Linked DNA regions of Homo sapiens: region 2 is linked to region 1. Evidence: read pairs that join two places in POLR2A ChIA-PET (ENCODE). Cell type or tissue: MCF 10A. All regions are shown on one strand.

Evidence for each region. ChIA-PET counts read pairs that join two places held together with the same protein. Peaks named below come from ENCODE experiments on the same cell type or tissue, not always from the same donor. Only the 100,000 strongest peaks of a DNase experiment are listed, where the experiment ranks them.
Region 2: POLR2A ChIA-PET joins it to region 1 with 6 read pairs; 5 of 35 experiments call an interaction of 5 or more read pairs at or near these places.

What each region holds. Positions count from the first base shown.
Region 1 is chr19:4,041,991-4,044,490 of GRCh38, forward strand. ZBTB7A (zinc finger and BTB domain containing 7A) reads right to left here. Exons shown (of 3, transcript NM_015898.4): 3 at 1,313-2,500. Among named protein-coding and RNA genes, the nearest start is that of ZBTB7A, 24 kb to the right of the region's middle. RefSeq lists an enhancer at 1,694-2,426. In MCF 10A, no CTCF peak of the experiment used is centred here; no DNase peak of the experiment used is centred here.
Region 2 is chr19:4,130,125-4,132,624 of GRCh38, forward strand. No RefSeq gene overlaps it. Among named protein-coding and RNA genes, the nearest start is that of MAP2K2, 7.3 kb to the left of the region's middle. RefSeq lists an enhancer at 908-1,202. In MCF 10A, no CTCF peak of the experiment used is centred here; DNase peaks (open chromatin) are centred at 1,097 and 1,787.

The sequences.
Region 1 (2,500 bases):
TCCTGGGCTCAAGCAATCCTCCCTCCTCAGCCTCCCAATGTGCTGGGATTACAGGCATGAGCCACCACTCCCGGCCCTCTCTGAAGCACAGAGGTTAGGAAGCACCTAACCCTGGCTTGTGGTCCTGAGGCTGCGGCTCCTTCAGCTTCCCCATGTGGGACCTCTGAGCAGAGGCCTCAGTGTGCCCTGAGGGTCCACGGTGCAGGGGGCTCAGGACACGGCTGTAGAACCGCTGACCCCCAACCCTGCTCCAGCGCGTGTCGGGGACTTGGGCACGAATCCTGGCTGCAGCAGGTTCATGGGTGGCCTCGCACAGGTATGGTGCTTTAGCATGGGGTCCACACAAGGACCCGGAGGCCCTCAGACTTCGTGGTGTGGCCTCTGTGGTGTTTCCTGGCAAGGGCTGGGCCAGGCTTTGTTGACTTCCTGTGGCTACTAGGAAGAGCCCAATCCACAGAGGAGGAGCTGGGGTTCTGAGTGGACCCAGTGCCCGGCTCAGTGCAGCCATTGCTGCCTCACTGTGCCATCTGCTTCCATGAGTGCCTCATCCATCCCTTGGGGCTGGCCCCATCCCCACCTTTGCTGGCCTGGACAGATTCCTTGGACATGGGCCGAGTCTGGTTGGAGGACAGGAGGAAGGAGGAGGCCCTCCCTCAGAGACCCTACCCAGAGGTAGGGGCTGCAGCTAGCTGAGGCTTCCGGCTCCAGATCCTGGCTCATGTCCCTGGGGCCTGGCATGGGGCAGCACCCTGGGGTCCTCTAGCAGAGTCAGGTGGCCCCCAGGTGAGGCTACCCCGCCTGGGGCCTCGGGAAAGCCTGGAGCCAGTGGTGCCCAGGGCCCAGCCCTGGATTCTGCTGACAACTCGCCCGGCCGGTTCTCCCTGCTGCCCCTCTGGCCTTATCCTGTGCCAGCTGCCTGCCCGCGCCAGGGGCTATGGGTCACCTTCCCCGCAAGAGGGGCCTCTGGACCTGGGTACTCCTCGGACACTCACCCCCACCCCGGTGCTCTGGGTCACCATCCACACCCAGCCTCTCTGCCACGCGACAGACGGACCCCAGAGAGATGGGCCTGGCTTCCAAGGCCGGGCAGGAAGAGCAGGAAGGGTCGGGGACCTGGGGCTTCTCTCCTTGGGACCCAGGATCCGGTCACCCTGGGCCCAAAGGTGTGGTGTGGACGAGGTGCTCAACCCACCCAGTCTCTTCAGGGCCAAAAGGGGAAAAGGGGGACCCCCCCCAAGCCCCCCATCCCCGCTCCCCAGCCTCCCCCGAACAAAACACAGAGAACATCAAATGAGGCGACTGAGGCGGCAGCGGTCGTAACAGGCTGCGTTTAGTGGTTCTTTTTTTTTTTTTATGTACAAGAAAAATGAATTTTTTTGTTTTTTCATCTTTTGTGTTTTTGTTTGTTTTTTATTACTTTTAAAGCTTCTCCCTCCCCACTCCCAAAAAGTGCATTTTTATCAGTTTTTTTTTTTTTTAAATCTCCCACACTTTATAAAGACTCTCAATACAGTCTCTGGAATGTCTATCTGTCTGTGCTCTGTACCCTGAGGGCGCCGCCCCGCCCCCCATTCACCAGGCCTGGCCCCTCCAAAGTCCAAGGCACCTCGATTCTGGGCCTGGGGTGGGGTGGGGGGCGGGACCTGGGCATCGGATCCTGGTCCACAGCCTCCAGGCAGCCCCGGCGAGGGATGGGGGTCTCCCTGGCCCCCTCCACCCCCTGGGCCCGGCCCCCCCCCCCCCCCCCCGTAAATCTATGTATTTAATGCGAGCTAGTCTTAACTCTGAGGTTGTAGCTCCTGGGGCACCCCCAGCCTCCAGGCCCCTGACCCGTCCTGCGCCAGCCACCCACCACCCCCCCCCCCCCACCTCCAGGAAGGCTGCTTCAACTTAAATAACTTTTTAAAATAAAACTGCAAATATAAATATCTTTCTTTCTCAAAAAATAGGATTTTTGCTTTTTTTGTTGGTTTTTAATATTTTTTTTTCTTCTGTTTTTCCTTTCATTCTCTCTGTCTTGCCTCCAACCATTCTGGTTGCCGGGCGGGAGGGGGCACCCCGAGGCCCCTGCCTCAGTGTCACCACCTGTGAGGTGACCGCTCCTGCCACGGCCCCGGGGTCTGAATCGTGCAAAGACCCCTGTCCCCCACCTTCCCTGCAGCCGCCCACTTCCAGGGGAAGACCCTGGAAGAGGCTGGGGGACCCCCCTCGGAAGGAAGCAAAAAGACAGTGACAGGACTGCATGGCCACAATGGTGGGGGGGCAGACTTTGGTATCGCCCGCTCGAGCCTGCCTGGCTGCAGGTCCACACCCATGCCAGGCCGGGCCTGCTCCGGCATTTTACATTCACTGGTTTATAATTTTTTTTTTTCATTTTTAAAAACTTTTTTGACTTTTTTTTTTTTTCCTTAATCTCAAAAGGCGGGGGGCGTCGGGGGGCAGAGGCAGGTAGCAGCAACAGCTAGTAGCAAAGATGCTTCTCTCTCTCTCCTGGGCCCGG
Region 2 (2,500 bases), 88 kb after region 1:
GCTAATTTTTTATTTTTTGTAGAAATGGGCAAGGGGAGTCTCACCATCTTACCCAGGCTGGTCTCAAACCCATGGGCTCAAGCGATCCTCCTGCCTCAGCCTCCCAAAGTGCTGGGATTACAAGTGTGAGCCACCAAGCCCAGCCTGTTATGAACTTTTTTTTTTTTTTTGACAGGGAGTCTTGCTCTGTCACCTGGGCTGGAGTGCAGTGGCGCAATCTCGGCTCACTGCAACCTCCGCCTCCTGGGTTCAAGCGATTCTCCTGCCTCAGCCTCCTGAGTAGCTGGGATTACAGGTGCGCGTGCCACCACCCCCGGCTAATTTTTGTATTTTTTGTAGAGATGGGGTTTCACTGTTTTGGTCAGGCTGGTCTCGAACCCTTGACCTCGTGACCTGCCTGCCTCAGCCTCCCAAAGTGCTGGGATTACAGGCGTGAGCCACTGTGCCGGGTCTGTTATGAATTTTTTGAGGCCAAAGAAGATGTTGGATGTATCTCCTTCTCTCCCACTTTACCTCCCCGGACATAATGGATGCTGGATACATATGTGTTACTTGAAGGAATGTCCTGGGTGTTCTTGTTCTCAAGGAGACAGGTTGCCTTATTACAAGGCAACCATTCGCAGCACTTATGATAAAACAGGAGCTTTAATTGCTGAGGTTACAGTGCAGCCTCACCCCCTCCACCCATTCTCTATCTTTACTACCAAGCATAGTTTGCCCTGTGACCTCTCTCTGTGATATATTTTCTACTTATCATTGCTTCCAATAACACTTTTTCTGAGTACATCTGTCTCTTGGTCCCAGAGACGTGGGTGTCTCCTAAATTGCTCCTCCCAGGAAATAAATTTCTAATAGCTTTCTTGATAGATTCAATCCAAGGTGACATTTATCTTGTAGAGGCATATGCTGGTGTTAATATCACATGTGTACATTGTTTCCAACTAGCAATGTCCTGTGAACTTTATCTCTGTCACCTGTGCAATGGATTAACTGACAGAACAGCGAACTGAACCCTTTGGAAAGCAATTTAACCCTATCGTGAGCGCGCTGTGACTCAGCAGTTGGGATCGTGGGCATGTGACTTAGAGAGACTCTTGCCTGTGTGCAAACGGGAGACTCACACAATAATGTTCTCAATGGCAAAAATTTGGAAAGTACACAGAGTCCATTGATGGGAGAATGGAAAAATACGTCCTAGTGCAGTCCCACAGAGAAATATGATACAGCAGAAAATTCCTAAGTGACAACAGCATAAAAGAATCTTAGTTAGTCTCAGCTACTTGGAAGGCTGAGGCTTGAGGATTATTTGAGCCCAGGGGTTCCAGGAAGACCTGGGCAACATAGGGAGACCCCCCTTCTCTAAAGAAAAGAAAAAGGCGGGCTGGGCGCGGTGGCTCACGCCTGTAATCCCAAGACTTTGGGAGGCTGAGATGGGCGGATCACCAGGTCAGGAGATTGAGACCATTCTGGCTAACACAGTGAAACCCCGTCTCTACTGAAAAAATAAAATAAAATAAAATAAAATAATAAAAAAATTAGTCGTGGGTGGTGGTGGGCGCCTGTAGTCCCAGCTACTCAGGAGGCTGAGGCAGGAGAATGGCATGAACCCAGGAGGCGGAGCTTGCAGTGAGCCAAGATCACGCCACTGCACTCCAGCCTGGGTGACAGAGCGAGACTCCGTCTCAAGAAAAAAAAAAAAAAAAGAAAGAAAGAAAAAGGCTGGATGTGGTAGCTCACGCCTCTAATTCTAGCACTTTGGGAGGGCGAGGCAGGCAGATCGCCTGAGGTCAAGAGTTCGTGACAAGCCTGGGCAACATGGTAAAACCCTGTCTCTACTAAAAATACAAAAATTAGCCAGGTGTGGTGATGCACATTTGCAGTCCCAGCTACTCAGAAGGCTGAGGCAGGAGAATTGCTTAAACTGGGGAGGCGGAGGTTGCAGTGAGCCAAGATAGCACCACTCCAGCCTGGGAGACACAGTGAGACTCAATTTAAAAAAAAAAGAAAAAGAAAGGTTATAAAAGACTATAATGCCATTTTTATTTTTTAATTAATTTTTTTTAAAGAGACAGAGTCTTGCTGTGTTGGCCAGTATAAGCTTGACCTCCAAGCCTCAAGCCATCCTCCCACCGGGACCTTCCAGAATGCTGGGATTACAGGCATGAGCCACCCCACCTGGCCTTATGACAACCTTTTTTTTTTAAATTAATTTATTTATTTTTGAGATGGAGTCTTGCTCTTTTGCCCAGGCTGGAGTGCAGTGGTGCAATCTCGGCTCACTGCAACCTCCGCCTCCTGGGTTCAAGCGATTCTCATGCCTCAGCCTCCTGAGTAGCTGGGATTACAGGCATGTGCCACCACGCCCAGCTAATGTTTTTGTATTTTTAGTAGAGATGGGGTTTCACCATGTTGGCCAGACTGGTCTTGAACTCCTGGCCTCAAGTGATCTGCCCGCCTCGGCCTCCAAAAGGGCTGGGATTACAAGTGTAATCAAGTGAGC